2 separate regions of the Homo sapiens genome follow, and region 1 is linked to region 2. The links are chromatin contacts, found by Hi-C or POLR2A ChIA-PET in ENCODE. All regions are on one chromosome and are shown on one strand. The core of a region is the stretch at or near the end of the contact, and the rest is flanking DNA. Distances in the headings are between cores, read along the strand shown.

Region 1 (5,147 bases), core at 1,069-3,568, 710 kb after region 2:
AACTGCCTGCTCAATTAATATGACTCCATATTCTGCATACATTAGATGCACAAAAAGTATGACAGCATACTAATAGGAAAGCTGAATATTATAAAAGCTATAAAATCTCCTGGAAGATTGTTTTTTGGGCTCTCAACATTAGCTGGTTTTGTATGTCAAAGCAGGATGTAGAAAAACCGTAATTAATTGGATCTCATTTATATTGTTTTTTTCCTGTACATACCAATGTTCAGTTAATCATAGCCTTCACTTATCAGAATATTCCATTAATGATCATGAGGCAAAAGTGAAGCCTCATACCATTCTTTTTCACTATCTATATAATGTTTACATAAATCTCAGGCACATATAACTGGGAACATCTTTCTCTATGGATCTTATCTTTTTTTTTTTTAACATTCAAACTCAATATACTTTCAAAGTTTAGATTTGGTTTGTGTAAGTTCTCTTAGTAGTGAAATATGTTCACTGTCATTCGGTGCAGTTTTGTAGACTAACCTGAAACGTACACGTGCCAATGACCACATAATTATTGCCACCATATGCAATTAGGTTTCCTGAATCCCCATTCTCAAAGGGATTAAATTCTACCACATGCACATAATCTTCACAATCCACAGTGTAGGCAGCATTTCTTGAGGCATCTTGCTTCATCTTGTATGTCAAAATTCAAGCAGTTGTGAAAATTAAATAGCCTTCTACTGGACAAGGTCACGAAACTGTGGATTAGAGCACAGGTACAATTACAATGGTCAATATGTTAGTCATTCAGCAAATGCATCAAAATAAGGTTGTGGTGTTACAATGAGACAGAAAGCTCAAAAGAAACATTTAAAGTACTTATCAAGGGACAGAAACTGCAGGAAAAATATTAAATCTAGTTATTAATGGTTCCACATTTGCTCCACAGCTCTTTCCCATATCTGTGATTCTAGCAGACAATAACACTGCAAAGTTCTGTTTAGATTATCTAAAACAAATAGTATTTCATCTGAAGATGGAATCATTTTAACAGCAAATGTTAATAAAAATTAATAACTTTTATGAACCACTATTTGTAGGTACCATATTAAGCATTTTACTGACATGATCACATCTGGTATCTGTACAAATCTAAAGGCAGGTACTACCTCTGGTCTCCATTTTGTAGATGGAGAAACTGAGGCTTCAGTAGGTTAACTAACTTGCCAAGCTCATAAGCAGGGCCAGGATTTGGAAGACTTCATTGTGTGTGGAGAACCAGCGCTAATGAAGAAAAAAACAGCCTCCTGGCTTGAAGGAGACCACAGTTTAGGGATAGTTATGACTCAACGTGAAAAGGGCTATAATATAAACAGATAGAAAATACAGGATCTGTTGTTAAGGAGTACCAAAATGTGTGATATAAAAATAATGTTCAGGGGGTTGGGCGGAGGGAGAGCATCAGGATAAATAGCTAATGCATGTGGAGCTTAATACCTAGGTGATGGGTGTGCAAACCACCATAGCACACGTTTTACCTTTGTAATAAACCTGCACGTCCCGCACACGTATCCCGGAACTTAAAAATTAAAATAATAATATTCTTAAAACTAGGCAGAAGACCTTAACCTGTCAGGGACTAGTGTGCATTCTGGAAGTAGCATTCCCACATGAGAATTATGGGTTTTAGAGTTTTTGGTTTTTTAAAAAATTCGACACAAGGGTTGTCCTGAAAACAGCTGGACTCAGTAACAAACATATCAAGCACCTTAAGAGTATGTACTGAGAATGAGTCCCACCTCGAGACGCTTATAAACTAGTAACTTTAGGAATGGACATCAGGGACTGGAGACTTTTGAAGGGTGACCAGCAAGTGTTATGGACACGGAGACAGAGAGGTATAGAAGTGCAAGAGATTCGAGGTCACGAAATTGTTCCGTCCCTACACCTACTGCTCATTAAAGCAGTGGCCGGGGCCTCACCGTACACGTTGGACAGGACTTGCCCCTGTAAAACTACAACGGCAGAGAAGAAGGGAGGGAACAAGATAAGTCTCTGCAATGAGCGCCGACACCTCTCCCCGGGCCAGGCGAGTTCCTCAAGACCCCGCTCCCACCTCCCGGGGCCCGAAGTGGGAAGGAAGAACTCCTGGGAATAGAGTGGCAAGGCTGGGCGGCCGGCAGAAAAGCATCCCGGCCTCTCGGGCTCCCAGCTCGATACGCACCGCAGAGCGCCAGGAACCGACCAGAGGCAGGCTGGTCTTCCTTGGGGGCTGCCGCGACGCGCTGTGGCTCTGCTTCCGGGTCGGAGGGCGAGCGCAGCGATTGGCTCCCGGGGCCTCCCGCGAGGTTTGAACTGTATTCAGCGGCGACAGCGGCGACTGCGGCGGCCGCGGGAGGGCATCCCGTTGGGGATCCTTCCGCACACTGAAGAGTACGTCTTCGGGTCTACCCCTAATCACGTAAGTCTCGCGTCTGCCCTACCTGCCCTGTCGCATTTTTAAGTGGTGATTCAGGCTGTGGCTTTTGAGGGTGTTTTGCACTGTAATACCTCGGTCGTAGCAAAGTGCCGTGGGACCGAAGTATTATGGTGCAGTGACTTGACGCTCGAGCCTGGTTGGGCCTGGGGGCTGTAGGCGGAGTTCACAGTATCTAGCGATGGAGCTGGTAGGTCCTGAGGGTTCGTCTGCAGCTTGGAAGACAGGCCCGTAGAGGCCTGCTTAACTTCCATTAGTTAGGCAGGAAACCTGGGTTCTAGTCCCACTATGTACACGGACTCCAATTCCTCAACTTTCTCCTACTCCTGATTAGTTACAGCCTCCCAAGGAACCTTTGGGACTTGCACTCGAACACTGATAATGATGTTGAGTGCAATTTTTAAATTGAGCACCTACTAAATGCCTGGCACTAGGTGGGTTATGTACTTGTTTCACTAACGTCTCATTCTGTGAGGTAGGAATTCCCTTCCTGGTTTTGCAGGTGAAGAAACTTATGCTCATTAGAGATTTTAAATACCGAAGGACTACAGGTCATAAAGGGGGAGCCTGGAAGTGATATCTGACTCGGAAGTGTAGTTCTTTCAACCATTTCACACTGCCTGCCCAGTGACAATTTTCTGTCTCACAGTTTTTGCTCTAGAGCAACTTGGAATCCAATTTTTTAAAAACAAGTGTTATCGCTGCTGCCTTTGGCTACTGTTTTTTTGTATAGTGCAGCCTGCCATTCAGAGTGCTTGCATATTTATTGTCTCATTGACTTCTCACAAGGGACTGGAAGGCAAGTATTTCTGTGTGATGATGCCTCCACCTAGGAACCACGTGTAAGGCTTATGGCATAGGCTCCCACAGCCAGCTAGCTACAGGAAGAGCTGGGACTAGACCAGGGGTTGGCAAACTGGCTGTGCTGCCTGTTTTTGTGCAGCCAGCTCCTGAGCTAAGAAGGAGTGTTACGTGTTTATATGGTTGGGGGAAAAAATGAAAAGAATAATGTTTTGTGATGTGTAAAAATTACATGAAATTCAAATTTCAGTGTCCATAAAAAAAGTTTTATTGGAGCACAGCTATACTCATTTGTTTGTTTATGTATGTCCATGGCTATTTTCACACTAGAAGGTCAAAGTGAGTAGTTGTGCATGCCTCAAATATTTACTGTTTGTTCCTTTAGAAAAAATTAGCTGATCCCTGAATGAGACTCTTGGTTTTCTGTCACCATAGTAATGCTCTTTTTTTTTTTTTTTTTTTTTTTTTTAAGACAGAGTCTCACTCTGTCACCTAGGCTGGAGTGCAGTAGTGCTATCTTGGCTCACTGCAACTTCCGCCTCCCTGGTTCAAGCGATTCTCCTGTCTCAGCCTCCCAAGTAGCTGGGGTTAGAGGCACACACCACCACACCCAGCTAATTTTTAGTAGACAGGGTTTCACCATGTTGGCCAGGTTGGTCTCGAACTCCTAACCTTAGGTGAGCCTCGGCTTCCCAAAGTGCTGGGATTACAAGTGTGAACCACCATGCCCAGGCAATGCTCTTTTACTTTTAACTCAAAACAACTTAGAAACTCATAATGCATGATAATAGCTAATGTGCTTTTATACATGCCAGGCACTGTTCTAAAAGCTTTACTTGTGTTTATGTCGTTGACTTGTCATAAAACCCTATGGGATAGGGTTTTCATTTTCATTATGAGGAAGCTGAGGCAGGGAAAGGTGATGTAACTTGGCCAAGATCTCGCAGCCAGTAAGTGGTGGAGCCACATTTCAGAATGGCCTAATTCCCAAGTGAGTCTTCATTCATAGCAATCAAATCTCATAATACTACCTTTAAATAATACCAGTAAGTAATTTACTCCTAAAAATGTATTTCAGGCAAAGTGACCATGTCACTGAAGCTGACAGTTCTTCACTTTCTTTTTTCTTTCAAGAGATGAGGGTGATTTTTTGAAGAGAAATACAATTCTTAGCTATTTACTAGGATTTGCATTTATGTAAATAATTAATCTCTAATCTTCTACCTGTATCTTTAAGTTGCATCATAGATTGTGTCTATAATTTAATTATATTGCAAGTGGCATGTATCTTTGCTCTTGATTATACAAACCAAAGTAAACATCTAGGATTCTGTTTATGCCACATAAAAATAGAAGAAAAGGATAGCAGAAGGAGTCAGGAAATGGAATAAGTACAGGAAAATACCCAAAATAAGATGATGGGCATGTGAGTATGTTGAGACTTGAGTACTTAAAGTAGGAAAAAAACTTTTAGCAGGCATGTCTGTAAACTCAGAGAAAGGAATTGGATGCCTTATATAGTCTTGGGTATATGAAACATTGGCACTACCTCAAATTATTTTGAAAGGCTTTTGTGTGCATCAGGAGAAGTTACTTAACATGATGCTTTAAGAACACAGCTTATAGAGTTAGACATATTAAGTTTATGCTGTTTGTCCACTTACAAGCTGAGTGACGTGGAGGTTATTAGGTAAAATAAGGATAATAACAGACCTGTCTTATTGGACACTTATGACAGTCGAGTGAGGTAATCAATATTAAGCTTTTGAAAAGTATCTCCACCAAGTTAGCTCCTAAATATTAGTTATTTTATTGGTTATGTAGTACGGTGTAACAAACCATTTCAAAAGTTAAGGTTTTAAAATAACCATTTCCTTCTGATTCTGTGGATCAGCAGTTTGGGTGGGAC
Region 2 (5,363 bases), core at 1,199-3,698:
ACTTAACATTTATATAATTCTTTACACAGATTTAAAAGGTACTTTTACCTACTTTGTTTATTTCCCCCTGAAAACCAGTGGGTATTTGTTATCTTATGTATTTTATTAGTAAAGATACTGGCTCTCAGTAAGATTTAGTAACTTAAACCTATAAACAGCCCAACCCGGCCGTAAACCAGAACAAGGGTCCTTAAATTACACTAAGCTGCCTCTTAGTTGATGGAAAAAGTGTTATCAATGTTATGTTCATACTAGCAGTTTACAAACTTTATCAAATACTTTATTATATGAATTAATTTATTCAGAAATAGGCCTGGCATAGTGGCTCATGCCTGTAATCCCAGCACTTTGGGAGGCCAAGGCAGGAGGATCACTTGAGGCCAAGAGTCTAAGACCAGCTTGGACAACATAGTGATGATACCTGATCTCTACTAAAACAAACAAAAAAGAAAGAAAGAAATAGTTATGTTGGATGGAGACCAGAAAGTCCCTACAATTAGCTCATCATACCAACACTTACTAGGTATAGTAGTAACAACTTCTCCCACTTGTAATCTGTACAAAATTGTGGTTTTTCCTGCTCCATCTAATCCCAAAATTAAAATTCTCATTTCCCGAGTTCCAAACAGACTGGAAAATATACTTGAGAAAAAGCCACCTAAAAAATAATAAAAGAAAAAACATACACAATGTCATTTTGTGAACTAGGTATACAAAACATCTAACCTTGTCCTTTGAGAGCTAAATACCAAATTAAATATTATAATTTCCTGGATGCGTAGGTGCATATTTTTCCTCCCAATGAAATATATTATTCAATATCAAACAAGTAATTAGTTATGTTACTATGTCCTTAGTTATGTTACTATTGTGTCATGCAGGCACAGAAGATAAACCAAATAATAAGAGAAATATGGCCGCGGCCTTTGGGAATCTCATTTTCTAATCAGCAGAATAGGAATATTTTAGCATGATCCCCTCACTACCCCTAAAAACCAAGGGGCCAGTAAGGAGGATAGTGGGACAATGTAATCCTCGCACAGGAAAAGTACTGTACAGCAGCAGTACCACTATAACCAACTTCAATCAGAGTTCTCCACGAAGCAATATAGCTAGTACAAGAAATTGAGAAAAAAGCTGAAAACAATAACTATTTTTGACAAAAAACCCACTTTTAAAAATAATAAAGCTCTATCCAATGCATCACAAAATATTCCCAGAAAGCTTCCTGTACACCAAGTATTGTGTAGGATAAAAAGCACAGTCCTTTTCCCATCCAGAGCCATTAGAGAAGATTAAAAACAAGTTACATTAATACAAAAAAAAATAGTTAACATCAGAAGTGATGCCACACTGTTATTTGGCAAAGACATGGCATAACTAAGAGCTGCGAGTTGAAAAATGAACAACACCATGGGCTAGAGAACCTTGGGAAAGTTCAACAGAATAGGTGTGACTTGACAAAGTCCTTTCTACCATTTACAGGTAGAAGAGAGGCGGAACAAAACTGAAGGCGGTTATGGAAGACAGGACAGCGCCTGTGATGCTTGGGAGCAAGAAGTATGCTCCCCAGAAAACTGTGGAGGGATTTAACCAAGCCAAAGAATCTGCACCTTCATTTGGAGGGTGAGAAACGAGTTAAAGAATGTGCACCCTCACTTGGGTTCTAGCGGGGCGAGGGTGTTACCTGATGCTTGTGAGAATGCAGTTCCCTCAATCAGCGGGCCAAGAACCAAGAATAAAGTTTCATTTGCCGACTAGAAATACCCGTATTATTACATGAAACGCTACAGCAGATTAGCAGACAAATGCCAAACTGGCCATAAAACAACATAAGCAACACCTGCTCTCAGGTTTTTCAAACTGACGCCGTCCCAGCGCCCCTGGTAAAGAGAATGATTAAGCTTCCACTCTGGGGCCGCAGCTCATCTTTCACCAAGAAACCTCGGCGAACCTGCGACTGACGCGTTGCCAGCCTCCGCAAGAACAACTCTGCCCAGCAAGTGGAGCTGGGGATGAGGGAAAACTTCATGATAAGGGTAAAGAACTCGAACCCAGGCTCTGCGGACGTCCCCAAGCTGTCCGGGTCCCTGGACCCCGCAGGAATCAAGGGGAACCGAGAGAGGACGGAGGAGAACGCGAGAGGCCGGATCCACCCCTACAGATGAAGATCCAAAGTGAGTCAAGTCCTCCGCGACCCGCCCCCTGAGGAGCTGGCTACTCTAGGGTATCCTGGCCGGCCCCTCTCCTCCTCTGCACCCCAGCCCTCGGCCGCGGCTCCCTCGAGCGCGCCCAGGTGCCCTTCTCGAACCCCTCACCCATGATGAACCCCCTGTCCTCCCTCGCCGATCTTCAGTGATTCCTTGGCCTTCGGCTGCAGCTCCGAGGCGGTTTCCTCGCAAGCCCAGTCAGCCAGCAACTTCCACGTCGGACTCCAGGCGGGGGCGGGAGCGAGGGTCAGCTGCGACTGCGCGCCGGGAACGGTGGCCTGAGCATCCGCGTCGTCGCTTTCGACTCACGGTCCCCGCTCACTGGATGTAGATACCGTGGAGGCCAGAAGAGACGAATAATTCAAAAACCTGAAGTCTCTCCTGCTTGTGTTTTTCTGGACAGAAAGAGCTTCTGAAATAGAGAAATTGGAATTTTTGTTTTAAATTCTGACACCAAAAAGTGGCGAATCTGACAACTGAAAATGCGAGTCGGGCCTCGATGAGTCGTCCCGGTCGAACGCTGGCGCAGGCTGCGGCGTTGCAGAGGACGCGTGTCCCGGAGCGCCCTGCGGGGCCAGCCCAACTCTCCCTAGGTGCTTTCTCCCAGAAAGAAACAAGACTACGTAATAATAATAGGAATGGTACCGCGCTGCCAATGCGGAGCAGCCTTGCACCTGAGGCCAGTAACCAGAGGTTTTTGTCTTCGCTGTGGCCTGCAGGACGAGGACCTCGCCGGCTTTTTTTCTCGCTGACCGAGCAGCTGAGACCGCCTTTCAGGGGTCGGCAGTGTGGACTGGCTGGTCCCGATCGTGGGGACCAGGGACTTATTCCCTCGAGGGTCGACTGTTGGAAGTAATGTAGGTTTTGATAGTGAAGTGTGTGGAGAGGAAGAAGGAAGCACACCTATAGGATGTGGAGAAGGGATTTCCCCTAGAGAAATTTTTAAAGGTTGAGCATGTATGTTTTGAAACTTCCCAAAGATCCATTGAAAAGTGAACCTTCCGGCCGGGCGCGGTGGCTCACGCCTGTAATCCCAGCACTTTGGGAGGCCGAGGCGGGCGGATCACGAGGTCAGGAGATCGAGACCATCGTGGCTAACACGGTGAAACCCCGTCTCTACTAAAAATACAGAAAATTCACCAGGCGTGGTGGCGGGCGCCTGTAGTCCCAGCTACTCAGGAGGCTGAGGCAGGAGAATCACTTGAACTCAGGAGGCAGAAGTTGCAGTGAGTCGAGATCGTGCCACTGCACTCCAGCCTGGGCGACAGAGCGACACTCCGTCTCAAAAAAAAAAAGAGAAAAGTAAACCTTCCATCCCTAATACCCTGTATCTCGGTGATCCCCAGTAGTCACTACTGTTAATACTCTCTTAGGTTTTCTTCCAAATCTTATTAATACCTTTGCATATTATGTTTTTATTTATGGTAGAGATTTTCATCCATTCAACAGAAGCTTATGGACTGCCTTTTTAGTTTATTTTAAAAGAATTTTTCTAGCTTTAAATAAAAATTGTATATATTTACAGTGTACCATGTGATGTTTTCATAGTTGTATATGTTGTGAAATGATAACATACCCATCACCTCACATAGTCGTGTGTGCTTGTGTGTATATGTTTATTTTGTGCTAAGAATATTTAAGGTCGGCCAGGTGTCGTGGCTCAGGCCTGTAATCCCAGCTCTTTGGGAGGCCGAGGCGGGCAGATCCCTTGAGCCCAGGAGTTGGAGTCCAGCCTAGGCAACATAGTGAGACCCCATCTCTACAAAAAAATAAAAAAATTAGCCAGGCACAGTGGCACTTGTAGTCCCAGCTACTTGAGAGGCTGAGATGGGAGGATCACTTGAGCCTGGGAGGCAGAGGTTGCAGTGAGCCAAGATCCCGCCATTATTCTGCTCTCATTCTATGAGTTCCACTTTTTTTGACTCTACATATAAGTGGGATCATGAAGTATTTGTGTTTCTGTGCCTAGCTTATTTCCCTTAGCATAAATTCACCCATGTTGTCACAAATGACAGGATTTTCTTCTTTTTAAAGGCTGCATAGTATTCATTATATATATAAATATACATACATATACCACATTTTTACATTTCACGTTTTCTTTATCCATCAGTTCACTCTTAGGTGATTCCATACTTTGGCTATTATGAATAATGCTGCAATGAGCATGGTGATGCAGATATCTCTTTGACATACTGATTTCATTTTCTTTGGATATATACCCAGAATATATGGTATATACGTATATATTGTATATATGGTACATATGCATATATGATATATATGGTATATACTATATGGTTTATACTGTAGTTCTATTTTTAATTTTTTGAGGAGCCTCCATACTGCCTTCCATAGTGGCTATACCAATTTACATGCTCACCAACCATGCCTATCTTGGTTTTGATTTGTTTGCAGACTCCACTAGTTGTCTAGGTTCTGAACTAGTTTTTGCCTCTTGCTCTCATCCTTGCCCCCAAAACCACAGGTTCACGGAAATTTTCCTGCAAGGAAAAGTTTTGTTTTGTTTATTTTTATTTTTGTTAATGGTTTGAGAAGGGGAGAAGGGCTCTACCTAAACACCTGAACCTTTCTAAGGCTATCCTTTGTAAGCACTGTGTGGTCTAATTATTGGACCTCTGTGCTTATGATTCTATAATACCTCCTCTTAAACAAGATTAGTTTGCTGCTGCTTGAAAGATCTTGGCCATTACTACTTCAAACTTAGGTCAATGTCAGATTTATATTTGAGTATGATGTGTGTAATTCTTGAAAATACAGATTCCCTTTAAAAGAGAACTGAGGCGGGGCACGGTGACTCATGCCTGTAATCCCAGCCCTCTGGGAGGCCGAGGTGGGTGGATCACCTGAGGTCAGGAGTTCAAGACCAGCTCGGCCAACATGGTGAAACCCTGTCTCTACTAAAAATGCAAAAATTAGCCGGGTGTGGTGGCAGGTGCCTGTAATGCCAGCTGCTCGGGAGGCTGAGGCAGGAGAATCTCTTGAACCCGGGAGGCGAAGGTTGCAGTGAGCTGAGATCGCACCACTGCACTCCAGCCTGGGCGACAGAGCAAGACTCCATCTCAAAAAAATAAATAAAATAGAACTGAAAGGAAAAATGTGCTGTAATATAATTGTGTATTCAAACTACAT

What was found. A loop is a pair of places that touch in the nucleus more often than their neighbours do. ChIA-PET counts read pairs that join two places held with the same protein, here RNA polymerase II (POLR2A). Pooled maps may share reads with other maps.
Region 1: a pooled map shows a loop between it and region 2 (12-fold over the local background). The contact joins the promoter of PARPBP here to the promoter of ARL1 in region 2. A Hi-C loop is called at or near these places in 3 of 37 single-sample maps with no recorded cell type and 14 of 50 pooled maps. POLR2A ChIA-PET finds 5 or more read pairs at or near these places in 1 of 52 experiments (T-cell).

What each region holds. Positions count from the first base shown.
Region 1 is chr12:102,117,865-102,123,011 of GRCh38, forward strand. It overlaps PARPBP (PARP1 binding protein), which reads left to right and starts at 2,319. Exons shown (of 11, transcript NM_017915.5): 1 at 2,319-2,422. It overlaps NUP37 (nucleoporin 37), which reads right to left and starts at 2,250. Exons shown (of 10, transcript NM_024057.4): 1 at 2,186-2,250; 2 at 499-719. The coding sequence starts at 654. RefSeq lists enhancers at 2,051-2,120, 3,165-3,722.
Region 2 is chr12:101,405,324-101,410,686 of GRCh38, forward strand. ARL1 (ARF like GTPase 1) reads right to left here and starts at 2,449. Exons shown (of 6, transcript NM_001177.6): 1 at 2,319-2,449; 2 at 521-658. The coding sequence starts at 2,322. RefSeq lists enhancers at 1,932-1,981, 2,062-2,111.